7 separate regions of the Homo sapiens genome follow, and regions 1, 2, 3, 5, 6 and 7 are each linked to region 4. The links are chromatin loops, found by intact Hi-C in ENCODE. Cell type or tissue: endothelial cell of umbilical vein. All regions are shown on one strand.

Region 1 (4,000 bases), 390 kb before region 4:
CTGCAAGCAAGGGTTTGAAACGTCAATGTTCTTGCTACTACCTCAGAGTAAGCCACATTTAAAACTCAAGCTTGCCGCAGACATTTCTATTTTGAAACTGTGGCTTTCTTTAAAACTGTAATTTGTATTAAAGTGCATATTTATGTAATTGTTCTATATACTACCATATGTTGCTGTAACAATGTATTAGAGATACAAGCGTAGTAAAAATAAGACTACTTTAAGCCAATGTTTCCATCAGACAATCATCAGTATTACTCCAGCGCAGCAACCCAACACTCAGCTAATACAAACTGGCCTTCAGACCAGGCTCTGCTCACTCACTTTCACAAAGAGGCAGTAATAATAATGGTGTGTGCCATAGTTGAGACAGAAAACTGCATCAGTATCTCAGACTTTTAGACGTTGGTATCAGGCAACCCTGTCCCCACGTGTTTGTCTCCCAATCCTGTAAGTTCCAGATCCCAAGGTCAGCTCTCCTAGTTGCTGATGTTCTATCTTTTAAAGCGCCCATCTTGGGTTATTCCTACTATTACAGTAGGATCTCTCAAGGCATTTTCTTTATAAGCTTTGGTTTCTTGTTCTTATTTAGATGTCCTGAAGTGCCTTCTTGATTTCTTTTTTTCTCTGGCTTCAGACCCCTACATGGCCAGAGGCCCCAGGGTTTTGCCTTTCTTCTCCCCCTCATCTCCCTCACTCCTGAGGTCTGTCCTCTAATGTAGTGGCCCCCAACCTTTTTGACACCAGGAACATGTTTCATGGAAGGCAATTTTCCCACAGATGGTGGGGGGCGGTGTCGGGGAGAAGATACGGTTTCAGGAAGAAACTGTTCCACCTCAGATCATCAGGCATTAGATTCTCACAAGGACTGCGCAATCTAGATCCCTCTGATGTGCATTTCACAATAGAGTTCGAGCTCCCATGAGAATCTAATGTCACCACTGATCTGACAGGAGGCAGAGCCCAGGCAGTAATGCTTATTTGCCTGCTGCTCACCTCCTGCTGTGTGGTCCGGTTCCTAATAGGCCACCAACCAGTCCGTGGTTGGGGAGTTGGGGACCCCAGCTCTAGTGAATCTCTGTAGGCCACTCCAAACCAAAGTAAAATTAAAAATTAAAAAAAAATTTTTGAGTTTAAAAAATTCAAATACCTAACATTTTTAACATGCTTTGAAAACCCCTCAGGAAGCCCTGTAATTGTTTCTTATTGGTAAGTAACATTTGAATAAAAAGAACTTTGTTTATTATACCTGATTTTAATTTCACGTTTTGAGAAATATATACTGGATAGATAGATTTAGTTTCATGCAGTCATGTTTAAATTATATATCCAAATTAACTTGCATTATATATCTGCATCGTGACTTTACTTGGAAGGCATTAAAGGCTAATAAATAGTATTCACTATATCAAATATGTACTTTCACACATATCTAAATAATTATATATTAGCATTTCTACATTTAATAATTTTATTTGTAAAATTTAATACATAATATTATCTGCAATTATTTAATCAGTGAGCGTTCAAGGGCATGTCAGATTAAGATTAACCTTAAAAAGCTTATTTTTAATTATTTTCCGTTGTTTTTTAAACAAACTTCTCTCACAAAATTTACATCCAAGCTAACTGGTGAAGAATAAAACATTACACACCTATACATGCACACATACAAAAGGACTCTATTTCAACAGCACATCAGGCCTTTAAAATATAAACAATCAAAAAGGAAAATGGTTGAAACAGAAAAAATAACTCAAAACTTTAAAAGAAATGTCATGTAAAAAGCAAAATGCTTAAACTGAAAATATAGCATTGTACCTTATCAGCTCACATTTTACTTTTGAGTCATCCAAATTTTGTCATCCAATTATTTTTGAACCCTGTATATTAATTTTTCATTAGGATTATCTTAATAGGAAGTTTTATTATTTTTGCTTTTATACAACATTTTACTATAGCAATTTATGACATCTTGACTTGGTTGTTCGCAATTTGTTTCTGTCCCCTTTAATGACAAAAAGAAGAGGAAGAAGACGGAGGAGGAGGAGGAGAGGGAGAGCAAGAGGAAGAAACAAACCAAAGAATAAAAAAAGTTTATAAATGAGCAGTCACTGCAGTAACTAAGCCAAGTTTTATAAAGCAGAGGAAATATTCTCATTAGAAGCAGTGCTAAATTAAATAATAGATACAGGTTTTTTTTAAACTGGGATATTACTCTTAGAAAAAATATAAAACTTAATTTATGATCTCCTCAAGACACACATTCTATTTATTAAATACATTTGAATTAAAGGGGGGGTTAAGGAAAATGATAAAACTTACAGTTAACTTTTACCACTAGATGGAGCCCAGGCATCTATATGGCAAAACTCCCACTGTGTTTACATTTGGCTGTATTTGATTACTTACTGAAAATGACATATAATCAGTTTAACCTGAAAGGGGTAAGGGATGATAGGTGTTTTTTAGAATATAGCGTCTTGGCAAAATGTAAATTGATGAAAAGTGAACATGACTTCTCTTTAGAATCCTCCCTCCTGAATACAGATCTTCCATCACATAAAATACACAGACCTCTTAACTTTTGTGCCTGCCTCTTCGCATTCTACCTATTTTGGGAAGGCCTCTCAAGGATGCTTACTAATGCTCTTAAGGTTATTCCAGCTCCTCTTGCCTTACTCTTTTCTGAACCCACTGATTAATGAAATATTCATTCTTGGTGTTGACCATATATTTCTCTTACGTGTGCTTACAGTAATTTCACATGAAGAAGTGGCTTTCTCTCCCCATGGCAGAATTATACCATAATACCTATGAAATGGATATAAGCTTCAAAAATACAAATGGCTAACTTGGTACAAACAGATACCATTCATTTTGTTTCATCTTTAGGCCTCTGGGAAGTCTATGTACAAAAGGCATAGCGAAAAAGAAAAAAACAAAAACAGAGATTTGGTGCCCTCTGCCATTAATAATTAAACTTCCAGAAATTATCTTGGAAAAGATTACCAAACTAGAGATCCAGAACCAAGACAGTAAAGTTTTATAAGCTGCTGCAAAGTTTGCCATTTTCCAGAGGCTAGAATTTGGCATTTTTTGTCTTAATGTAAATTGTTCTGTTTTTGATCAATGCTGAAAGTTCATAACATATAATATTTGTAATTTTGTGAAGGCAGAGATTTGAATCCCATATTGTGTTACGAAGCCTTTGTGCAATGAGTGACCCTCTGAGCTTAAGAGTAGGTCTAATTACGTTCCCAGAACAGGCATCATAACCTGGCTCGGTTTTCAACTTGCTGTTCTTTGGAAGAAATGTTTTTGGACTCATCTACTACACCTCTATTTGATATTTTCTAGTTTATATTTGCATTTAGTGGAAAGACAGCTAAAAATAGAAAATGCTTGGGGCTAGGTTTCCATGAAGAAAAAGAAATAAGTGTTGGAGAAGACCAAACATCTTGGGATATGGCAAATTAATCAGCTACCAAAAGGCATGCTTGGAACCGGATACAAAAAAGAAAAGCAGCAAGTGTAGGAATGACTGGGGCTGAGTCTCAGACATCTTTCTGGAGCTTCATTCACTCACATGCAAAGATCATTTGTTCAACACCTAGAATGCATCAGCCACCAAATTAGGACCACACATCCATAAATATTAGACAACTGAGAAATTTAGGAGTTTAATGAGAAAAGGAGATTAGAAAAGAGACTACTATAGCACAGTGATATGGGAACTATAAACGACAATGGGAGACTATATAGGAAGGTTATTTACGTTGAGGGTATATGTAATTAAGCCCTGAGGGGGAGAGAAAGAGAGGTTTTCATGAAAAAATGATAAACTGATTTCTTTCTTTTTTTTTTTTTTTTTTTTTTTTTGAGACAAGGTCTCACTCTGTCACCCAGGCTGCCAGGCTAGAGGGCAGTGGCTATAGTGTTGCCATCACAGCTCATTGCAGCTTTGACCTACCAGCCTCAGGTGATGCTCCCACCTCAG
Region 2 (4,000 bases), 420 kb before region 4:
GAAATGACCCCCTAAAAAATGTAAGTGATCTTGCTTGACCTGTGACGCGAGCATGGGGATGACCTCGGCTGTTTAACTGCAATGTGTGTTTCTTGTTAGAAAAAGTGAGAGAGTTGTGCTCTGCCATAAAAGAATGTGAGGAATATGAAGGTGCTAAAAAGCAGAAGAAGGAAGTGGAGCATGGGGAACTTGATACAAGCTATGGAAAAATGAAATATTAAGTTAGCCCTGACTTTAGAAATGTTTGGTAGAAAAGAAAGATACAAGGAAATACATGTATGTATACTCTTGTATGTTTACCCCCACACACAGCACATACACATATATTCTTGTTGCTGTGTTTAATTGTGAGGATCAATTCTTTCTCTGATAATCTCTTAAACTTTTATCGTTAAAATCATGATATAGACCTGGAAGAGAATAGGTCTGTGGGTATATCTCTAATAGCTCAAAATATCCAATACGATTTTCCATGAACTCCTAGAGGCCCAAGTCTAAAATAACAAACTTGTGTTAGTTCAATTTTCAGTCCTTTTACATATAACAATGCCACGTCAATGCCTTTATGCAATGCTTGACGGCATCCTCTTAATTTTTTATTCTATGAAATAAGTGGGCTCTCTGCTCAAAATATTAATAGCTGGAAAATTCCCCCATTACAATACAAATGAAAGTTAACTTTAAATGTCTTGACCTACATAAACTCCTAACATTTGTTTCATCTTTTAAAGTCTCTTTCATCCCTTTCTCTTCTCCAGCTCTCTCGATCCCCTCAACTCCCTTGAGGTCTTCTCCACAGAGCCCCATTATTTAATAACAGCGTACCCAGCAAACAGCTGTGGAAGGGAAGAATTGGATTGAAATTCAAGGCCAAACCAGGACAGAAATTTTGGGTACAATCTCAAATCTGTTGGTATAAAGAAAACTGAAAATTTTTGAGTTTTCAATTTTGCTATTACTAAATGGTGGTGATTTAGGGTTTGTTACATCAGTTTTATTACAGAAATATAAGGAAGATAAAGTGGAAAGATTTGGGTTTGTCAAGTTATTTGTAATAAAAATCTTATTTATTCAGTTTCGTTATGAGTCAAGGGTTCGGTTTATCTGTTTCAAAAGTCCCTGATTCGTACTTTATAGGGCCATGATTTGTCAACAGTCCAATGAACTCAAATAAACCGACATATTTATTTTATAGGATGTTGTCTGCATGAATGGAGATGAAATTACTAGTAAATTGTCAACTAAAAAATACAGAACTGGAAAATGATAAGCCTTCCTCTAAGCCCACCATCATATATTCTCATGAAAATCTGAGGCATTATTATTATTCTTTCAGTTACACACAATGTTTAAGAAGAAAGTCAACTATAACAAATGATTTAGTTAAATCTTGGAGAGCACACTGGATAAAAATTTTCTCTTGCTTCCCCCTTCCCCCAGGGTTTCCCTCCTGCCATCTCAAAGCAGGATGAGCTAGTTGACATTGAGTAGTTAAAATCAAACTTAATATTAAGAATATATAGTTATATTTGAAATATATAAATAAAAGTGTTACTAGAAGTGATTATCCAGTAACTTGTGGTAGCACCTATCTTAGGTACTTATTCATCATCTCACCATGGATTTTCTCCTTATTTTCCTTTTACCATCCTGCTATTCTCCACCAGAGGGCAGGCAGGGGCAAGGACAAGGCAACCTTGTCAGGCAATCTGGTTAAAAAAAAAAAAAAAAAAGTTTGATAGGACAGGAAGTGAAAAATATTGCCTAAAATAAGGTTTGAAGATTATCTGCCAATTTTGTATATTTTTCCATATCCCCATCTCTCCTTGATATGGAAAAATGAGGATTGGCACTTATTGTGAGCAATTTGAGTAAAGTATTTTCCGTGCATCTGGGTTCACTGGTGAAACATGAATGATCAAAGTTCAACATGTTGCATCAATTTCTTTTCACCTGGCAAAATGAGTTTTTGTGCCAGTTTTTAAACCTTGTGTTTTCTGTAGTTACTTCCTGTGAGTCGAATGGTTATATTAAATATGAGTAACAATTTATAATTTTACTCTGACAGAAATTACTTCAAAATTACATTCCTATATATATATTTATATGATTTGGCTGTATATCTGATCTAGAATTTGTAAAGAAGATCTGGATTTTACTGTAGACATGCAACTAATTTACTAGGGTACTATAGTTATATAAGCAACTCGGTTTCTACTGTGTCATTATAAATGAAGACTAGAATTCTAGAGAAATCATACGGAAGATTCTGTGAACTGTACTTGTTTTTCCTCCAGAAAGGCACTAAGAATGTGTAATGAATCATTAGTAAAATGGCACTATGGGTACATGAACGAACCTAAAAGAACAAATCTTTTTTTAAAGACTGATTTCATTTTAAAATTCCAGATAACAAAATTTTAAAGCAACCAAAAAATCAAGTATCTTATTTTTTTCTGGTAATTCATAAATTCTAAACATTTAAATATGACTAACATAAATTTTATGGTAACTATAAAAAGTGTATCTTTTGATTAAGAAAAACTTTAAAGAATAATTTAAAGGCTAACAGATTGCATCCTTCAATATCTACTTTAATTAACCGACTGCCATTACTCACTTTACATTTCCTTTCACATCACATTGTACTCATCTTAAATGGAATCAAAACTTTGACATGCACTGACATTGACTTCATTAAATGCAACGTTTTGACATTTTTGAAGGTCTTTTTTTATTTCATACTAATAAATGGAAAGGGTTTTGAATTTCAATGGCTGAAAGGAAGTCAGATTTTAGTTATATGAATCCAGGGTAACTTCATTCATGGATCAAAAAGACCCCTTGGGGCTTACAAAATCTTTATTATTTTCAAGCTACAAAAAAATAGTTTGGTAGAGAACTGGATAATAGGAAACATATTCTTCTGCAATCAATGCACTTTGGGGTGGTTTCCAGCTGTGAGACAGTCACTCAAACTTAAAAGTTCTCCAAAGTTCTCCTTGGCCTGGAGCCCAATTTCACTTATAACAGAATATGACTGTGTAAAAAAAAAAAAGCATTACAAAATATGGCAATTTGTGTTACCTTGCTAAAAAGTTAATATGGTTTATGGCACTATTAAGGATTGTTAATGCTTCAAATAGTTAGATTTTAATGTTTAGAATTAGCACAATTTAAGTTTTCACCTACTATTTTAGATTGTACTAGTTCTTATAGGCTGAGGAATATGTCCCTAAACTAAGATTTCTACTTTATTATGCTAAGTATGCCACATTGGAAAGGGCTGTTGGAGAAACATAAATTATTCAGTTAGTGTATAAAATATTATTACAATAAGTTATAATCATAACAGAGGTAATGAACTCTTTGTATAAAATAGTTTGCAATATTAAATGCATACGTTACAATCATGAGAAATAATCATTAAAGCATACTGAATTTTGGTGAATTTTAATATAGAAAGTTGTACAAAGATCTACACTTAAAATTATTCAAAAACGAAATAATTATAAAGTGATTCCAAAAAATAAGTTTCCATTTGTAATTTTGCAGTTCACCCATCACTAATAGGACAAATCTACTAGTAATGATGATGACATTCATATATTACAATATCTTATTATCCAGTCTAGTTATCTAGTTGTTAACAGTCTTGTGAGAGGTGAGGACATAATTTATATTCCCTTATGACAGACTGTTCTGCGGCCATAAAACGTGGGAATCCTTGTTTGACATGACTTGTCTTCAAAAGCCAAGCCCATCTATTTGGAAGAAACCTTGAATCACCAATTTTATCACATGGTAAAAAGTTAAAATAGGCATTTACCATTACTTATAAATATAGTTCAAAATATTTAATCTAAAAGTGACAGTGCCAGTGGTGAATAAAACTTTATTTAGATGGGCTAATCAATTAAACTCTAAAAGAACAGGACTCTAGTTGATTTGTTTTAAAACTAGTAAGGATGTTCTGAAATAAATCAGTAAAGTATACTAG
Region 3 (4,000 bases), 160 kb before region 4:
AGATATAACCACGATAATTATAATATTATAAGATTAAGAGGAACATCTTCCAAATTAGTTTAAAAAATACATTTAGAATAAGGTAGATAATTAGAGGTCTATTGTCTCTACATGTATAATTTAGACCCACTTCAAGAGGCTTTCCTTAAAGATGCACATAATTCTAATTTTTCATATTAGACTTACCAGAACTATTTCTAATGATGAAATTCAAAGAGTAGAGACAATTTTCTGCTTAGAATTTTAGAGAATATGGTAATTTTACATGTTTGCTTAAAACATGATTCAGATTTTATTCATTTGGTTTTGATTTTTGTTTCACATAATAAGAGATGTTTTGAAAGCTCCACTATTGGTGATGGAGCATTGAATTTGGTTTGATATTGCAGTATAAACAATAATAATTTATGAAGATATCAGTGCCACTTTTTTTAACTTAAAAACTCAGAAAGAAAGTGTAATATCTAATCTTGAAAAAGATACGGATTTTACTCATTTGGAAGCTAATCATGAGTTTTGAAGCTTTCTAAACTGAACTCTCAATAACATATTCTATGATGTCATTTTTTTTCTATTTCTGCCATGAACTAGTGAGTGTTGTAGGAATAACTTTGATAGGGTGGGGAACTTCAGTATTCAAGTTCTAATTCTGGATATTTCCACTTCCAATCATAGCCAGGAACCAGAAGTGAAATGTGCCTCTGAGCACTTCAGAGTTTCAAAGAAAACTTGGGTCAAATTCAAACTTAGGAAGTCAGAGCTGGACCTGGTCAAGCTGCATATCCTTCATTCTGCTGAACTACTCTACCAAATGAAAGAGGAAATAGTTTCCCTGGAAGGGGTGGACAAGTGAAAGATTTAAAAATGAAATTGTTACAAAGTTTACTGATGTGGTGTAACTATTTGTCATTGAGCTTCCAATAGCTACATTTACAATGCCATGGAGTCCAGGAAAACTTTAAACTTTTGTTTTTGTCATATTCTGGAGTGACATATAAAAGAGGGAATTTACAGGTGAAGATGGCTATGGATTGTAAGAAAATTCAAGTGGAAATTCTACTTTTGCTTCACGCCTTTAAGAAACTGAATTATTATTATTAGAATGTAATCATTTGAATAATGAAAGTGAACAAAACCCTAAGGAGATTGACCTTACCATTTATTAAGAAAGCAGCAAGAATAAGAGTAGCCTCTTCCAATAAAGTCTCACCTTTTTTACATAATCAGGCACCTCTTCTAATGTTTGGAATGAAGTTTCACTGGGTTTCATCGTGTAAAACAACATGCGAAATCCCTGGGAAACTGAAACATCCTGCTGGGCTTCTGGGTTCTTCATTTCTGCCCTTGTCTGATTCCCAGCTGGAGAATATTTAGGATTCAATGCTTGAAGCCTGAGGCTGAACAAAGAGGACGAGATGTGCAGCTCAGAACAAGCTCTTTGTCAGAGAACAGCTAAAACCAAAGCTCCACTGAGAGCACACTCAACAGCCGATTCTGTGTAGAGAGACAGGAAAATACAAGGATCAAGAACAAGTACAGAGTTCAGTGGGCGCTGGGCCAGAAACAGGGCATGTGGGGGAGGGAAAAGAGGACTCATACCCAAATCAAAGTCATACAGTGCAGTTTGACTGTAGGTGGAGCAAGTTACTACTTAAAAAAGAAGAGAAAAAACATCATAATAGTGTCTCGGAAAGAAAAAAGTGATAACGCAGGTATATGTTCACTCTGAAAAACTGGATAGAAATTCAAGCATCAAGTCACATAGAAAAACCTTTTTTTCTCCTCATTTAGAAATTTACAATGTGTTCAAGCTTGTAGTTTCTTTATTTCCTACAGAGACTGTGTATAGGCGAGCTACTTAATAATAGCTTGAAAGTCAGTAAGCACTGAATATCTGGCTCCTTATTGCCTATCTATATTTCTGTATCTGAATCATGTTATTACCACTTCTGAATGTTTGCAACCAGTTTAGGGGCATTTGGCTTATTACATAATCTACATTATTTAATGGAAAATTGGCTAGTCACATCTTCTCTATTCTTCTTAGTACTTATGGGAACTTTCTGATTAAAGAAGGTGCCAAGATGTTGCTGTGAGACCTGTTTCTGTTTTACAGAAAGAGCTTAAGTGATTGTACCTTTTAAGTAGATTAGAAGGCACTTAATTTATTACATTACCAGTGAATATGTGGAGCTTGCCAGAATAGCCTCAGCTCTTTACCCAAAACAGCTGTAATCATCCTTTAGCTGCCATTTCATCATTTAAAGATGTTTACATAGATCTAATTAAAGTATCAATGCACGATTGTTTTAGAAAAATATAGAAACTATAGATAAGCAATAATAAGCTGCCCAAAACGCTATTAACATTTTGGTACATGTATGGTCAGTTTTGCTATAATGTGATATATCCATTCCTAAAAATCACTATACTGTACAAAATTGTGCAATAAAAACCACGGGACTTGTGAGAAAAAATGTGATTAGGGTAAAATACTCAAAAACTTCATAATGACCCACAAGGAACAAGAAAAAAAGGATGAGAGCCTAATAAAAATGGTAGCACACTTTCACACGTTACATGGTTAAGATATACATAAATACTAAAATAAATATGATGCTTTACCTTGAAAAAGACCTGAAACTTGTTTTGGAAATTAGGCATTGGAAGATTTGCAAACTGCAAGTTACTTTAGCTTGTTGAAATGTGGGTTATCTGAAATCAGACAGAAAGTTGCAATATGACATATGGGTGTCAAGGCTCACAACACACAGGTGAAGTGAGGGTGTTACTATAAGTGGTGGGTGTATTTTGTGCATCCTAAGCCTTTCTGTTTTTCAGTTCAGTTTTTTAAAGTTCAACTACTCTTTTTCACTGAAAATAAAATCACACATGAGCATAGGCAGTATGCTCAAATTATTTTCTGGTATATTAATCACATTGGAACAAATTTAATCTCAAAGCACATGTTATAGCAGAATTGACTGTCCTTTCAGACCATTCCCATTACCAATAAGTACATATGGACATTAATTTTTAATAAAGGTGTCTGGGCGTGGTGGCTCACACCTGTAATCCCAGCCAGTACTTTGGGAGGCCGAGACGGGCTGATCACCTGAGGTCAGGTGTTTGAGATCAGCCTGGCCAACATGGCAAAACCCCGTGTCTACTAAAAATACAAAAATTAGCTGGGTGTGGTGATGGGCACCTGTAGTCCCAGCTATTCGGGAGGCTGAGGCAGGAGAATTGCTTGAACCCAAGAGGTGGAGGTTGCAGAGAGTGGAGATTTTGCCATTGCACTCCAGGCTGGGGGACAGAGCAAGACTCTGTCACAAAAACAAAAAAAAATTTAATAAAAATGATCATAGTAGGCATACTGTTTTATTACCTGCTTTCAAAACAATTTTGGAAATTAACAATGTGATACAAGAGAAAAAAATACAAACAATATAGCTGTATATAAAGTCAAAAGTGGCAGCATCCTTTCTTCTCAATATATGCACACCTTGCACTTCACTTCATAGGGATAACATATCCTCTTGGTGGGGTTTTTTTTTTTTTTTTTTTTTGCCATATCTGTTTTTTCCTAAAAGGGATAGTTATTATCATTATTACTATACAAATACGTTTCTATATACACATAATGGTTCGATTTTGCAATGGACCTTATCAAACATAAGATACAGCAAGTTCCTTCTTGGAGTCAATAACTTACCAGGAACATTTCTTTTTTAGTATATGATTATACAGGTACAGCCTTTTCTTCGTTGTTTTTACTGGCTGCAAAAGTGTGTGTGTGCATTTCAATGAGCAAAACAAAATTATTTCTAACTTTTTAAAGCAGAAGCAATTTTATACAAGAAAAAAGTTGTTACATAGATGATGGGAGAAGTAAAAAACCAAGCAGGAACAAAGAGGTAATCTAGAGATTAGTACCAATAGGAAGCCACTACCATTGTTAAATTGTAGGGACAAATGGAGAAGGTTGTATTAGTAGGGC
Region 4 (4,000 bases):
GAGGCAAAATAATATTGATAAGTTGAAGAAATACCAGTGGGCAGTTAGAAGCACTAAGCTGAATTTCTGACTTCTTGTCATATTCTAATTATTTGTTTTGATTTTAAATTTGGAATATTTTAAAATACAATATTTTAGTATAAGAAAGTTTGGTTCAAAGATATTTGGGCATTTCCCATTACCCCTTAACAGTGTAATATTAATATTTTCAATATTATACTTGATACACTAAACCATAAAAAAGATTTTCTTGAACTAATCAGAACATAAAAACTCTTATTTTAAGCAAATAATATTCCAAACAGTAAGTCTCCTTTTATAAAGACAAATGACGGTAAACAGACCAAATCAGAGAGTTTGTAAAATTCTTATTATTATGATTGAAGGAGAAAAGCTCATTCGGGTTTTGGTATTGAGGCTGATACAGATACGAACGTTCTCAACGTGCATGATTTACAACTGCCATTATACCGTGATGGCAAATCTTCAAACAGAGTTGAAACAATTTTGATCATCCTCCCTCCCCATGAAAACAAAAAATGCTATCACAATAGAAAAAGAAGAAAAAGAAACATAATGGGTAACTGAAAGTCATTGACTTGATTTAAAATCTGGTCAAAAGATTGTGGCTCTCTGTAAACAAAGAAGCATAGACTGTCTCATTCTTTCCCACAGTAGTGTTCTGATGCAAGAGGATATATATTTGGGTTCCCAAATTCTTGCCTCCCTAAGGGAATTTAACTTCTATACAATTCTCAGCAATAAATATGAACCACCATTTCACACTGTAAAACATTTCTGTCAACATAGCAGATGCTAAAGATGATAGATTTGACTAAGAACACATCCAGATAATACAATGTATTTTGAGTGATTTGGAAAGAAAAGTAATCTCTGCAGGTGAAGAGAATATTCTAATGATATACTTAATTTAGACAACGTAATTTTTTAAATGTTTCTACCTTTTTTCTTTTCTTAATTTTAGCAAGGAAAAAATATTTAGAATGCTCCCAGAATTGAACTTTAAAGTAAAAGTCACAATGTTCAGCTATCTATTTTTGTTTTATATTACAGATTTATGCATGGCCTGCGTTAAATACCATGTGAGTTTTATAGAGAAAAGAGAGGACATAGACATTACCTTTAAGAATATCCCTTATTTGCTTTTAACATAAAATGTCAATCTAAAAACTAAACATTTTAGATGGCCTTTGTGGAAATTTTCAGCTATAACCATCAGAAAAAATGGGCCTGAGAAACACTGTCAATTTTTTTAATCCATTGAACCAAATCATTTTGCAAAATATTGTATTTGTACATTTTTAAAACTATTATAGTTTACATTTAGAATATAAAACAGCAGGGCATAACTCTTTCAAGTAACTTTCAATTTTTAATAAGAGAGTAGATCTAGGAACAAACGTCTAAGGAGTGTTTTATTGTTGTTGTTGTTGTTATTCAAGATATGACCCATAATACGTAGATGTGGAAAATCCCTGTTTTTCCAGTGGTCAGATGTTTTGAACTTGTGTTGACTGAACCATAAAAATGGCTGACTCCACCACTACAACACTAAGGAAATTGAACCTGAAAGATACATTTCCTTGTTTTGTTCCTGGGTTTTTTTCCTTCTGAATTACTTGATTTTCCTAGGAACTTCAGAATCTCTTTTACTATTGTTTTGAAATTATTAATTAACCTCTCAAGCAAGTGAATAAAATCGATGTCACCATTTAAGGTGAGAAAAAGAAATGCTCTGCCGCACAATTTATTATCCTTTTTTAGCACTGCATGATTTTAAATCAAGGTTTAGATATTCTGGAATGGAAAAATTGCACTAGAAAAGAATAAATTTATAGCTACAGACTCAAAGGGCCTTGTTCCCTAAAGAACCTCTGCTTCCAAGATCTTTCTGATTCATCACAAAGACCTAAATGTGGGGAGAAATATTTTTAAAAAGTTAAAAAAAGAATAATTGGAAAATATGCTTAAGTGTTGGAGAAGTGAGAGTCTGTCAGGAACAGAAATAGACAACTTAATTATCTAGAACAATAAACACCCAAGAGTAATTTCCAAAATATATTGACGTTTCTGAGAATTTTCTAGAAAATTAATTCTCGGTATGTTTTCTAGCTAAGAACATTCCCCACCAGACTGCAAATATGAAACTTGTTTTTGAATTTCTGAGAAAAGAAGAAGGAATGTTTTTATACGTAACAATGAATCACATCCTGACAGCGCCATCTACCAGTCACAGTTCAAACTGCAAGGGAAAACCGAGTTCTAAAACAAAGCTTCTGATTTTAAGTAACCAAAACAATTTCTGAAACAATATATAATGGTGTCTAATATATGAAACATTTTATTTTGAATTCTTCATTTAATACTTTTATTATGTCCTCATAATAAATTATATAGGGGATTTCTAGTTAACCAAAAGAATATAATCCCATAGTCCTTGAATCATTATTTTTAGATCCCTGTGGCATAGAAAAATATAGCTTCCTAAGCTAATTACTATCTCAAAGTTCATTTTCCTTTCATCACTACAAATATGTTCTCCAGGAAAATATAGTGCCCATAGTTTGTCTATGTCCTTCTAACTGTGTTGGTATCTCATGCAGTGGATACTTTTATGACTTCCTGTTTCACTGGCGTTCTCATGGTATCCTAAGGTCCAGAAAAATTCTATCTTTTATCCTAGCACTGATTTGAGCTTGCAATTTAAAACACTAGGGGTTAGTCTGTATTTTTCTCTTGCAGAAATGGAAATAATTGAAACGACACGTTACTAAATCATTAAAGCATTACCACAAGCTGTTTTGGTGTAGTCGTTTGGTTTGGAGCCTGTGGAATGAAAAATGCACTATTCTGTTTTACCTTGAAGCCCTGCTTTAGTTAAAAGACATTACAGTCTCTCATGAGTATGTGGTATAAGCTTCTCTGTCCAAAACCAACAGTCAGTTGGCTCCACACTCACTCATTTCCTTCTCTCCTCTTCTTCCTCTTCCTCCTTCTCTTCTGACAGAAGCAGAAAAATTACTTGAGCATTTTGAAATAAATGTCCTTTTGAGGCCCAAGATGTCTACCACCCAATTGGAAAAGCAGGAAAGACCATGTAAACTTGAGAACCAGTGCAACTGGTGAGGCTGAGGAGCAAGCATGTTTCCAAGATGAAGCACAAATGCTTTTATGGGTAACTGAATTGGCTGTGGCATTAGGATCTACTCTAAGGATTCAAAAAAAATTATTTATAAGCATAAATAGTAAAAATATGTAAACATTATGTACCTCAAGGTATTTTTTTTTACATGTAACCTCCATTATAGATTGCAAATGAAACAAAAATTATATTTGTTAAATCATAAAGCCTTATTTGGTCGATTTCTTCTTTTAAAACTTCAGGAAGTATTTTAAAGAACCAGAAATTATATTCCTCTTTTTTTTATCTTTTAGGGAGAAAGAATATTTAGTTTGTACTTGTTTGGATATCAGCAACATAAAGAGCTTTTTCTTTTTTGGAGAGAAAAATTTTTATACCCTTAGCTGACTTCACACACACACAAAAATCTGGTACACAAATGTAGGCAATTTAAACTAGTCACTTGGGTGAAAATCTCTCCGTCTTCATCTCATTCAAAATATTACCTAAATGTAATCTGAACCATTTAGAGTAGCTCTACTTAAATCCTGTTATGTTTTCACTAGTAAAGACTGATAACCTGATAGTTCCCAAGGCTTTGATGCTTACAGTTTGAATACCAAGTTGACATTACATGCTCTTTTCTAAAAATCCCCAGGGCTATATTAGAGATGAGATAAGTAAAGATGTATAGAACTGTGTAGAAATCTGTGAGTATCTTCGAACACAGTACTCTAAGTGAATATCCCTATAGGTTTAGTCATTCTCACATTAATATAATCTTGTTACTGGTGGTTAATGAAAGACAATGAAAACTTGGCCTCAAAGTTTTAAATACTTATACATTTCTTTCGAAGT
Region 5 (4,000 bases), 220 kb before region 4:
GACAAATTAGAGACAAACTGACCCACCACTTTAAGTCATTCATTCATTTTTTTTCAATTCATGTATTCATTCAGTTCTTTCCTCTATAACCTACTCCACACAAGACACTTGGATAGATGAGATGAGCCAGGTTAGAAGGTACACCTGTTAATCTGGGATAGAGATGATTGTTGAACAAAGAGCTGGTGTCAAGCATACATTGTGTCACTTAATGCTCACAAGCACCTTGAGAGGGAGGTTTTATTATCCAGATTTTACAGATGAAGAAAGTAGGATGAAAAAAGATAAATAAATTATCCTTAAAAGATGAATACATTATAGCTGCTGGGTCACAGAGCAGGGATTTGAGAATAGGCTTGCTTATTTTTATTTAAAAAATAGGCTTAGGACATTAATTCTAAGTCTAATAGGAAGTTGAGTACAATTAAACAAAAAAATGGAAATTTATGTAGCAGAAGAAAAACAGAAAATCTCCATGAAAAGTTAAATCTGTCAAGAAGAAATAATCCAAGAATAAATAATCCCAGGGAAATAAATCAATATGAGCTGCAGAAGAAATAACTGGCGTCCATTTGTCTGTATTCCATTCATCTTTAAACCATTTATTGATGTATTAACATATTTCCAAGAATGGCGTAACACAAATATTATATTTGAATGTCATTGAAATAGACTTAAAATTATAATAGAAGCACTTTTTATTTGTACAACATGAGTCAGGGCATGCAAGGAACATAAGCATTTACTCATAGTCTCTGATAATACTGCAAACTTTTTTCTGAAATCACTGAGAAAAAGTGAATCCCATTTCATGCCCTCATTTAGAAAATGATAAAAACATATTTTACTCTGTAATAAGTAAAGTAAACATACTTTTATTTTTCAGGTTACAAAGGGAGACTGATTCTGCGTAATTCTGAAAATCATTATGTCTTGAATTGTCCTCAAAGCAATGACAGAGGCAATTCCACACAGTTTATGTAAAAGCCCTCTAGTCCTTTAAGGAGAAACTTAGTCATCCAATTAATACCAGTAGAGGGAGTGGAGATCTAAAAAGAATACATTTTTGGATGTAATATAAGGAAACTGTTTTTTAAAGGCAATGGTTATTTTCTGACCCAGCATACCAACTGCAGAAATAATGCTTTTAATGCATAAATTCTAATGTAAATGCTATATCTTCTCCTTCCTTCTTTAGTTGAATGCATCAAAATTTGTAACTAGAAACTTTATAAAGATAAATGTGAGGAGGGAAAAATTAGGGCCACTACTCTCCAAAGAACATTTGATATGTTCCAAGCCTGGCCTTCTCTGATGGTTTCTACAGTGCTGCGTATTAAGAAGCAAGCCTTTAATCTGTAAAGATGAATTTCAACCTCAAAACCCCCACTGGTTTAATGGAAGTGACATAGCTAACATGTCACAACAGTTTTTAGAAAGGTACTCCTGAGTGTCCAATTATTTTAAGTGCTTTTCCTACTCACTGTCGCTCAACTGATCATAGTGGATTTATTTGGCAATAACATTCCTCTGACATGAACTTCCGGAGGAATTGCTCCATAATTCAACCTCAGTTAATGTTGCCTTAAAAATTAAGTGTTTCCGTAAGTTTTAAATAGATAACAGTACTTTCTAACAACTACATTCTTGGATACAAGTTTATCCAGACAGGGTTAAAAAAAAAAGTTGGCAAGAAAGGTTTTTCCTTTTCTAGTTAAAATAAAAAAAAAAAAAGGGTTAAGGGAAAACATCCTGTCATGAGTCCTAGAAGAATGTCCCTAATCTGGAACTGAAGACTCAAATCATTTCTCAATATTCCCTCAATAAATGTGAAATGGTCAGTTTAATGTTCATCTCTTTCAAAAAATTATTAGTTATCATACTATAAAATATCATCAGTAATCATTCCCCTTTCATCTTTGAAGTATTTTTTTCTTTAGAATTCTTGTGTGCTCCAGGTCTTCAATTTTGTAATGCCAATTTTAATTTCATGACTATTATGTACAGCATTAAACTTGCTTGCTGCCCCAAAATAATCTGTACCTCTGATTTTATCCACGTTTCAAGTCAAATCATCTATTGCCAAACTACTACATTTTTTCATGTAGTGATATACGAATAGATGGAATTACTACATTGTACTCACAAAGAGAGCTATGATGTTTACTTAAAATAACAGGATTAAGAAATTAAGGCTATTTACTTTATGTTCTTCTCAAGGTCCTCAGGATTTATGAGTAGTATAGATGATGGGCCATATAGCCAAGGTAGGATGAGACGGAGACCTTGTATTCATGTAAGAGAATCCAAAGCTAAAACGTGTCTGTCTGGTTGAAATGCAGTCAACAAGGCAGGAGAATTTAGAGAAATCTGTGCGTACTCAGGCATACAACTAAAACTACTCCTTGCCACTCAACCAAGCAGGGAGATGTTATTCCTATATCATTCTAATGAACACAAAGTCTGTGTCACTCTCCCTTCGATTCGTTTCCTATTATTAAAATAAACAAAAATAAGCATTGGCCTCTACTTTTTGTTACACAGTTGTGAAAAGTCTTGAGTTTTTGTTCTTGGGGACAAAGAGAACATAACATGAACATAACAAGTGTGACTACTTCTGAAAAAAACAAACTAATGTTAAATTCCCATGCAGACATAATTTTAAAATATTTTGGATAATTTCTGTTTCTTCATAATTTTTGAAAAATATTTTCCTTGTTTAAATTATTAATAACAGAGTCTAAGAAATCCAAATAGACTCTGTATTTCTGTTTTTAAGAAAAAAAGTAAAACAAAAATTACTATCAGATGAGTCTTCTGATGACTTTTTAAAGTTTAATAGTTTCAGCATGATCCAAAATTCAGTACTTTAAAATGAAGAGTTCACCTACATAATTGGCAATTTGCCAAAGTTTAGACAACCACAGTGGCAAATTTAGAAAAGAACCAGAAAATACAATTTTGATCTCATAAAATTCAAAACTACCTAGAAAGAACATTCATTTACATTTGAACAGTGATTTCCCTTATTTTTATTAACATTCAAAAGTAGAGTCAAATTATTCAATTTACTTGGAAACAGACTTTGAACTCAGATACTTGAATATTGCTCAAAACCTCCAAAGATACACTGAGTAAAGTTTTCATAATTGAGCATTTACTCTGTGCCAGAAACTGAATGTAAATGATATGCATTATCTACCTTTCTAATTACTATTACTTTTTTTTTACAAATAAGGAAACTGAGGCAGAGGTAAGTTAAGAAACTGGCTCGAGTTACACAGATTCTAAATGACAGAGCAGAAATTCAAACCCCAAGGGTCAAGTTGCAGAGGCCATGCTCATAAACAGTACAGCACTTGCCCTCTATGTGTTTATGATACTAACATTCGTTTGTCTTTATTCCATACATCGGCATTATTCCTGGAGGACAATTACTCCCTGATAGATAACTATTCCTCATACTATATGTGTGTTTATGACTGTTTTTGTTTTGAAACTCAATTCAGTATTTTCTTTTATATCTTTGTTTGTGTAACAAGAACAAAAATAAAGCCAAGTTTCTCAAATATTATTTGGCAATTCTATTGTACCTGAAATAGTCTTCTTCATCTGCATATTAACTCCAATACCACTGTAGATGCAGAAACTGCTACAGCACATAGGAAATGGAAGATTCAGATAAAAGTGGGACAAAATATAGAGCCAGATCTCAGAAAGTGTGAGATGAGGTAAATACACACACAGACACACAGAGAGAGAGAGACAGAGAGTCCCTAAAAACAACAAAAAAGAGCTCTAATGCTGTGAGACTTAGAGAGCTACCCCACCATACCCCTTTCTCCCAAAGTTAAAGAAAATTAATTTTTCCTAAAATGAGCAAGAAAAAAGAATTGTGGTCTCATGTACCAAAGATCTGGCTGGGTCATTTAAAAAGAAAAGGAAATAAAATTTCCATCATTCTATTGACAATGGTGCTTTATTTTTTAAAAAAGAAACA
Region 6 (4,000 bases), 340 kb after region 4:
TCTTGTTGCCCAGGCTGGAGTGCAATGGCACAATCTTGGCTCACTGCAACCTCTGCCTCCCAGGTTCAAGTGATTCTCTTGCCTCAGCCTCCCAAGTAGCTGGGATTACAGGCATGCACCACCATGCCTGGCTAATTTTTTGTATTTAGTAGAGACGAGGTTTCACCATGTTGGTCAGGCTGGTCGCGAACTCCTGACCTCAGGTGATCCACCCACCTCGGCCTCCCAAAGTGCTGGGATTACAGTTGTAAGCCACTGCGTCTGGCCTTCTTGCCAGAGTTAATTCATTCTTTCTTCTTTCTTTTCAAGAGATTACTCCCCAGCACATTGCAACCCAGGAACACAGAAACCCCAAATCACATCTTCCTAAAATTATCCCATGTTGGTGGATAAGTGTTCAGTGTGATGGAGAATTGCATGAAAGGGATAATTAATGTCCCACTGTTGATTTTCCTATATCTTGTTTGCTGACTCACCATGTATTCCTATGTCCTGTCCTACTTATTCTCTGCAGTCTTACTTCATCAGAACTGAATGAATCTTGTGTTTATGTCATTTACAAAGCTATGCAAAGAGAGATGAGGAAATAATTTCTCAGGCTAGGCTCCCCAAAAAGAAAGGATTAGTAAGGAATCACTGCCAATCTTATGATAAAATCTGTTTATAGGTTTGGAGTGCTTAATATACTGTTAAACATTAGCACAATATAATCACTGTAATGATCAAATAACTACAAACACACCAATATGTTCTCTAACCTGACAGTTGCTGACTTAGGGCGGTGACTTGAGAATCACCTTTCAGCTCACTGGGTTTGCTGAATGCTCCATTCTCATGCAAAAAGCAGATTTTCCAAAGTTTAGCTAAACCTAAATTATGAATGGTATCCCTTTGCATTCAGTGACAAAAATTGTGTTATTGAAGAAGTATTTGCTCTAAATCTCTCTGGTATTTTGAAGCACCTACATGTACGAAGGGGAGAGGTGTGTCTGCACATGTGTGTATGTGATGCGTACTTATGCTGGCCAGCATAGTACTGTGGTGTACGTATGCTGGCCGGCATAGTACATATGGTGTGCTGTTCCTCCAACACACCACGTGTCCCCTGGGCTCAGGTCTCTTTTGTTTACTTTTTCTCTGCCTGCAATACTCCCCTGAAGGTGACTATATGGTTTGTTCCTTTCACAACTTTATGCATTGCTCAACTGTCAACTTCTTAGTGAGGTGTCACTGGACCACCAAATTTTAAATTACAACCCCACCATCCCAGGACTCCATACCCTTCTCTGTTTCATTTTTTTCCCATAGCACTTAATGCCTTCTACTGTATGACTTATTTTTTATTTTATATATTTATATTAAATATAACATTTTGTTCTGTTCTCTAACACCAATACACCTGGTACATCTAGATGCGTGTGAAAACATTTTTTGAATGAATGAATACACTTGAGGATGATGCAAATGATGTCAGCTGTCTATCTAGGTATGGCTATTAATGTGTCATCTTTCCACTAAAAACATGCATTTTCTTTTACATTTTATGTTTTTTCTAATACCCAAATGCTGTGGGTTCTTTCCCCCTCAAGACACTCTTCTGCTTCCTCCATTTCCAACTGCTAACATCTCACTGGCTATCTAGTCTGTCCTCAACCAGTGTTTGACATTTCCTGGTTTACTGAGAACTACCTCAACAAAGAGGGGTTTTCCAAGACAAAAAAAAAAAAAAAAAAAAAAATCCCATAGAGAAAAAAGAATTGGCCCCACTACAAGGGTGAAGAGAACTTGCTGCAAGAGGTCACATAAGCAAATTGAAAGATACCAGAGATATAGGTTACATCTACTCAGAAGGAGAAAGAAAATGGACTGCCCACGGGATCCCCTGGTCCCCTTCCTCAAATGAGATGTCTCTGGCATAGGTTCCATCTACTCCCGTTCAAAGGCAATAATTCACTAGTGGAGCCATTTGGACACATGGCTACTTTACAATCACTTGAGAAGTTCTCTAGCAAATGAGTCCCGTGAAGATGTCTACAGTGTAGGTATGATTTCAGAAGATGGATCTGCCTGAATGATTTCTTGTCTGGACTTGGCCAGGACTCTCTTCCTAGTCTAATTTTTTCAGACTAGATTTTTATGAGTATCAAATAATAAGAGCATTTTAGATGTCTCTAGTAGCTGAGATCAAGTCTTAGACAAAAGACCTCTAAGACTGAAATATAAATAGAGAAGAGTTCAGGATGACATCATGCTGTATGCACACCAGAAGTGACCACAAATAACCTACAATAACCTTTAAAATTAGTTTTTTCCTGACTTCATAAAACAATATTTTATTTGGCAGGCATCTATTGGCAAGCTTTTTCAAAAGCTCTATTTGTTTTCTGTATCCAGGAAGACACAACCACTGTTTTCACATAGGTTTCCTCCTATGCTGTGGTTTTGCCATTTTCTGCTTCTTTATGAGTGGCTGCTGCAGAATATTTTTCTTTGGGACGTTTATTAAGAGCAATAAGGATATGAATGAAAAACCATCCTCGTAACAATACAGGGTAGGTTTCTCCTTCCATATGTAATGTTGACCAAATCCAAAGTCAGAAGTGAAATATATCAACAGTGATATCATTGCTTTATTCTAAAGCAATTCTATAATACTATACAGCTGGATAAAAATATTCTATAATACATGAAAATAAATCAACCCATGTACCCTTTGATGCATTAATTAAATCCAAGGTTAGAAAGAAAATGTGACATTGTAACATACCTTTAGATAAAGGTATAAAATCATGCAAGCCAAATTGAGGTGTAACAGAGAGCAGGAAAACATAACTTCAAAGTTCTCTCATAGGTTAGCCAATTGTTCTATCTTTTAAAACATACTCCCATTATAAAGTAAAAGTGATACATTTTTTTCTAAATGTGTTAACATATTCTAAAATTTTTTCTGAATCTAATTTCATATCAAAATCTTCTTCCACTATTTCCTAGAAGACAAAGTTGAGTATGTGCAAAATCTTTGAAAGTATAATAAAAACACTTTCCAAATAAACAGCACTTCTAGAATAAGTCACTATATTACATTTTCTTCTATTTCATGTTAATATTGTACTCTCACAGAGGCAAAAAGAGGAAGGTTCCAATAATTAACCTTGTGCTGTTGACCTAACCAAAATTAACTGGCTCTGCAACAATTTAGTTGTCCATATAAAAACAGGAAGAGAGATTTCCCCAAGTAACCCTTATTCACCATGAGAAAAACAGCTGGTGCTCTCTCCTTCCATGTAAGCCTGTGGGGCACGGATGAAAGGATGTATATTTCTGATATCCTCTCTTGTAAATGGGTGGTTTTTTCAGTGGAAGTGTGCCAACACTCAGTTCCTGAGAGGCAGGGGCCCAAGAAAATCTGGTCAAAATATTTAGAATTATTTCGATACAAGATGAAGTCTGTGAAAATGAACAAACTTTCCTTACCAGCGTTACATGAGTAATCACTGCAAAATAATAATGGAAATGTATACCTTTTCCGCCCAAGAAAGGCAGGAAAGATTAATAAAAAGCACTGCCCTTCCAACAACAAAAATCAAAGTTTTAGTACCAGACTTTTTTGTGTCCCTGTTTTCCAGTAGTTCTGCTACATTTCCCACAGTACACTGCTGGGATTTTTTATTTTTTATTTTCGCTACGCATGCTCACACATCTGTTGCACATGTGTGATCAACCGACTAGATTTTCAAGTTAAATGGACAGAGTGGGCAGAGTATTCCTTTGAGAGTTAGGCTCTGCCTCTGGTGGATTGCCGCCAAATGCAATGGTGTAATAAAGAAAAGAAATCTGCTCATTTGAATTGCATTGAAATGAACTGTGTCGTCTCCTAAAATACCATATGGTAATGATCCCTGGAGGTATGGTGCATAACACCTAGGTCTGGCAGACACCATTGGAAGGCTGTAAACGTCCCTGTGTAGTCAGGCTGTGAAAGGCAAGATAGTTGACAAGA
Region 7 (4,000 bases), 350 kb after region 4:
GTTTTGAAATCTGATTGTTGGCAACCAACATGTTTTCTTGATAAAAGTAAATATCTTTCAGAGACACTGAACAACATAAAACACAGACATCTTAAAAGCTTTGTGGAGGTAGTCAGGCCATGAATAAAATCTAAATAATAACAAGCCAGCTGTGTTTTCAATATCTGTCAGATTTTATTTATAAAAATGTAGAAAAAGCACAAAATCCAAAGGTGTTTATTCAAGTTTCTACACTGCAGCACTATTTGATATAATGAAATACTGGAAACAATTTTAATATATATTAATAGAAGTCTGGAGTCTGAATAAAAGATAGGATTTTATGCAACCATAAAAATGAAGTACTTCTGTAAGTACTGACACGGAAACATCTTAAAAATACAGTCAAGCCACTGAAGAATATTTTTCATATGACCCAATTTTTATAAAAAAATTAAGGAAATATGCATATATAATAACCTGTTTATATACAGGATTGCATGTGCTAGAAAATATTGGAAGAGATTTCAACCTGCACAGAGAACAGCAAGGTCAAAGGGAAGGAGAAAAAATATTTGTTTACCTTTTAATCGTTATCCTTCAGTACAATTTACATGTTTTTATTTATCTACAACCAATATGTGCTAATTTCATACTGAACTTTTCTAAACATAAGTAAAATAAAATGTGACGGGTAAGCCTGGCTTTTGAGGTAGGTTGGAGGTATGGTTTTACTTACAAAGGGGAGTAACGAAGGAGCCGACCTAGTCCTAAAATCATTCAGGAAAGGAGAGGCAGATGTAAAAAAAGTATGTGAAGAGCAGCCATATCCCAAGTCACTTATTAAACGGCAATGTACAATCAAAATAACTTTGTTGTTTCCCTGTTGACACATCAATTGCAAAGGTGTGTGTGTGTGTCTGTGTGTGTGTGTGTGTGTGTGTGTGTGTGTTATTGCAATGGAAAAGAGAACAAAAATGTTTTCATTTAAATAGAAGAAGCAATATTCAGTAACTGGAGGAGTTAGTGAAAAACTCTTGTGGCCACTGATAATAACAATAGGTAACTAAAAAAAGAAATCAGTTAGAAATGGTTTTCAAACAGCTAAGATCATAAGAAATTAAGTTTTTTCATTAAAAATAAATTTGAAATAACCATACATGTGCTTTTTTCCTTGCTGAAAATTATGTAAATTCAAATTTAAAATGTACTTTAATATATAAGGAGCTAATAGCATCTCGATTTTTCATAAAGACTTTCCTTTCGAACTTTGAAAATGCTGTTTCATTGCTCAATGTTTCAGAATGAATTATAGAAATTATTTTTAGTTTATCTCCAAATGATCAAACACAAAAAGTGCAATCCAAAATCGAACTTGGAGTCTTATGTTAGAATTTGACCGTATTTCAATTTACGGAAACCAGGAAAAACATATAAAATATTTAATGAAAATACAAAAAAAAGTTAAAATACAGGCCATTCATTCTAGGAGAAGTGCTTTTACTCTTGAGAAATACTAACTGTTATTTTTCCTAAGGCAGGTAGCAGATTGTTGCTTTAAACTTGAGAATTAAACATTTGATTTTGCTACTATGTAAACAAAACAGTTGCCCAGTAAAAAAGTTTATCTGGGAACACTGTAACAGAAAATGACAGACTAACAGGTAAATATTTTAATCATATCCATGGCAAATAAAAACAACAACAAACCCCCCATAATTTGATGAAGCGTTCTCCTACTCCAAGATGCTTTACATTGTTAGATGCAAATAATCTATATTTCATTTCGAGACAATGATTTTAAATTCTGAATTTTCACATATAAACATATTAATGTTACATAGTATATACTAATTTTTCCTGTCAGTTTTTCTTTGCTCATCAGAATATTTAATAAAATGTGAATGAGAAAAAGTTAGAATATAAAAGATTCTAGATATTTGCACTCGAATCTTGCTTTCCTGCCAGTTTACCAGAAGCAAGGCAACAAGCAAAAGGAATTTATGATGTTATACTCCCTCTAGTGGGCATTTTTTAAATGGAAAGTTCAGCAACCTCCCTGCAGGCGCCAGTGCATTTTGAGTTTCATGATTCTCACCCTCCTGAATGGGAAGGTTCTTTGCAGGTTACCCTGTGATGGAGAAATTCTAGAGTAAATCAGCTTATGATTTGCCTAAGTGTCGTTCCCTCAGGAAAGCTACCGTTTCTATCTTAATATAAGTATTGTTAGGAAATTACGTCTATAATAAATCCAAATTCCACTCTTTGTACCATGTAATTCTTGGGCCTCATGAAGAAACTGGGAAGAGTATACTCTCTTTCCCATTCTGCCAATCCTCATGGTATATTTTTAAAATATCTCAGAACGAGAGTAGCTACTAAAAATGTGAAAATCAGTAACATTAAGAAGCCATTTTAAAATAGGTTGTTTCAGGCAGGGGTAACAAAATAAGAATGCATTATTAATAATCCATGAAATTAGAAACATCAAATGGTTATATTCTTTGCCATTATATATGCCATTGCCAATCACAACCAAAACTGCGTGTTGAATCCCATAGACACTAGTTTGAGCGTAGAAAATATGCCCCAACAATGTTTAATTCAAATTTTAAAATGTTTTTCTCTTTGTATGAAACTATATAATTAATTTCTATTTCATGGAAGATCTCGAGCAACTTATTATTTTTGCTAGCCCACAGCAGCAGGAGAGCCCTGTGTGAAGCCTAAAAGGCCTCAGAAGACTCACCGCTCAAAGGGTGAAGCAAAAATATGTGTAAAAAACAGCAAGATTTTGTCAGAGTAAAGTGACTCAAGGTATGTCTATCTCACCAGATGGTCGAATTCATCTTCCCAATTTAAAAGGGTTCATACTACCAGGCATAGTGGCTCACACCTGTAATCCTAGCACTTTGGGAGACCAAGGTGGGCGGATCATCTTGAGGCCAGGAGTTCAAGACCAGCCTGGCTAACACAGAGAAACCGCATCTCTACCAAAAATACAAAAATTAGCCAGGTGTGGTGGCACACACTTGTAGCCCCAGCTACTCGGGGGAACTCAGGCATGAGAATTGCTTGAACCCGGGACGCTGAGGTTGCAGTGAGCCCAGATTGCGCCACTGCACTCCAGTCTGCACAACAGAGCAAGACTCTGTCTCAAAAAAATAAAAATAAAAGGGTTCATAACTGGAGGTTCCTCAAAAAATTAAAAATAGAACTATCATATAATCTAGCAATCCCACTCTGGGTATATATCCAAAGGCAATAAAATCTCCACCTTGAAGTATCATATGTACTCCCATGTTCATTACAGTGTTATTCACAATAGCCAAGATATGTAAATAACCTGTGTCCATCAATGAATGAAGACAATATGGTATGTGTATACAATGGAATATTATTCATCCTTCAAAAAGAAGGAAATCCTGCCATCTGTGACAATGTGGATGGACCTGGAGGACATTATACTAAGTGAAATAAGCCAGAAATGGAAAGAAAAATACTGCATGATCTTACTTATATATGGAACTAAAAAAAAAAAGTTTAACTCATAGAAACAGAGTAGATGAGTGGTTACCAGTGGTCAGGCAGGGGTGGGGACAAGGATACATTAGTCAAAAGTCACAAACTTGCAGTTATGAGTATTTCTGGAGGCCTAATGTACACTGTGCTGACTGTAGTTAATAATATTGTTACTAATCTTACTTTTGCACCAACCTAATATATACTTAATATTTGCTAAGTGAGTAGATCTTAAGTCTTCTTACCATACACACAAAAGGTAAATTTCTGAGCTGATACAGATATTAACTTGATTACAGTAATCATTTCACAATGTATCTCAAAACATCACACTGTACACTTTCAATATATACAACTTCTGTCATTTATACCTCAAAAAAGCTGAAAAATAGGATAAAGACTTTTTTTCCTCAAATTCCTACCATTATATTATATACCCTTTGAGCAGAAAAAATCTTCCTGTCTCTCTGAGTTGGCACAGAACCTACAACTAAGTTGA

The links. Hi-C counts contacts between places; a loop is a spot of excess contacts. Peaks named below come from ENCODE experiments on the same cell type or tissue, not always from the same donor. Only the 100,000 strongest peaks of a DNase experiment are listed, where the experiment ranks them.
Region 1: it touches region 4 in a loop (4-fold over the local background); 49 of 110 quality-filtered maps call a loop at or near these places.
Region 2: it touches region 4 in a loop (9-fold over the local background); 27 of 110 quality-filtered maps call a loop at or near these places.
Region 3: it touches region 4 in a loop (2.8-fold over the local background); 4 of 110 quality-filtered maps call a loop at or near these places.
Region 5: it touches region 4 in a loop (9-fold over the local background); 4 of 110 quality-filtered maps call a loop at or near these places.
Region 6: a loop joins it to region 4, with 7 times the contacts of the local background. A loop is called at or near these places in 31 of 110 quality-filtered maps.
Region 7: it touches region 4 in a loop (6-fold over the local background); 31 of 110 quality-filtered maps call a loop at or near these places.

Annotation. Positions count from the first base shown.
Region 1 is chr7:15,323,884-15,327,883 of GRCh38, forward strand. All of the region lies in intron 12 of AGMO (alkylglycerol monooxygenase), which reads right to left. Among named protein-coding and RNA genes, the nearest start is that of AGMO, 240 kb to the right of the region's middle. In endothelial cell of umbilical vein, a CTCF peak has its summit at 2,328 (motif pointing right); a DNase peak (open chromatin) is centred at 2,358.
Region 2 is chr7:15,303,526-15,307,525 of GRCh38, forward strand. All of the region lies in intron 12 of AGMO (alkylglycerol monooxygenase), which reads right to left. All of the region lies in intron 1 of LOC124901592 (a long non-coding RNA gene), which reads left to right. Among named protein-coding and RNA genes, the nearest start is that of AGMO, 260 kb to the right of the region's middle. In endothelial cell of umbilical vein, a CTCF peak has its summit at 1,679 (motif pointing right); a DNase peak (open chromatin) is centred at 1,696.
Region 3 is chr7:15,560,510-15,564,509 of GRCh38, forward strand. It overlaps AGMO (alkylglycerol monooxygenase), which reads right to left and starts at 1,506. Exons shown (of 13, transcript NM_001004320.2): 1 at 1,211-1,506. The coding sequence starts at 1,336. In endothelial cell of umbilical vein, no CTCF peak of the experiment used is centred here; no DNase peak of the experiment used is centred here.
Region 4 is chr7:15,718,840-15,722,839 of GRCh38, forward strand. All of the region lies in intron 3 of LOC101927558 (a long non-coding RNA gene), which reads left to right. Among named protein-coding and RNA genes, the nearest start is that of LINC02587, 32 kb to the left of the region's middle. In endothelial cell of umbilical vein, a CTCF peak has its summit at 2,241; DNase peaks (open chromatin) are centred at 2,242 and 2,892; H3K27ac peaks cover 219 bases.
Region 5 is chr7:15,503,059-15,507,058 of GRCh38, forward strand. The region is part of intron 3 of AGMO (alkylglycerol monooxygenase); the gene reads right to left. Among named protein-coding and RNA genes, the nearest start is that of AGMO, 57 kb to the right of the region's middle. In endothelial cell of umbilical vein, no CTCF peak of the experiment used is centred here; DNase peaks (open chromatin) are centred at 1,053 and 1,573; H3K27ac peaks cover 1,751 bases.
Region 6 is chr7:16,060,155-16,064,154 of GRCh38, forward strand. No RefSeq gene overlaps it. Among named protein-coding and RNA genes, the nearest start is that of CRPPA-AS1, 150 kb to the right of the region's middle. RefSeq lists a silencer at 2,270-2,564. In endothelial cell of umbilical vein, no CTCF peak of the experiment used is centred here; DNase peaks (open chromatin) are centred at 2,287 and 3,317; H3K27ac peaks cover 2,226 bases.
Region 7 is chr7:16,069,439-16,073,438 of GRCh38, forward strand. No RefSeq gene overlaps it. Among named protein-coding and RNA genes, the nearest start is that of CRPPA-AS1, 140 kb to the right of the region's middle. In endothelial cell of umbilical vein, a CTCF peak has its summit at 2,011 (motif pointing left); a DNase peak (open chromatin) is centred at 1,993.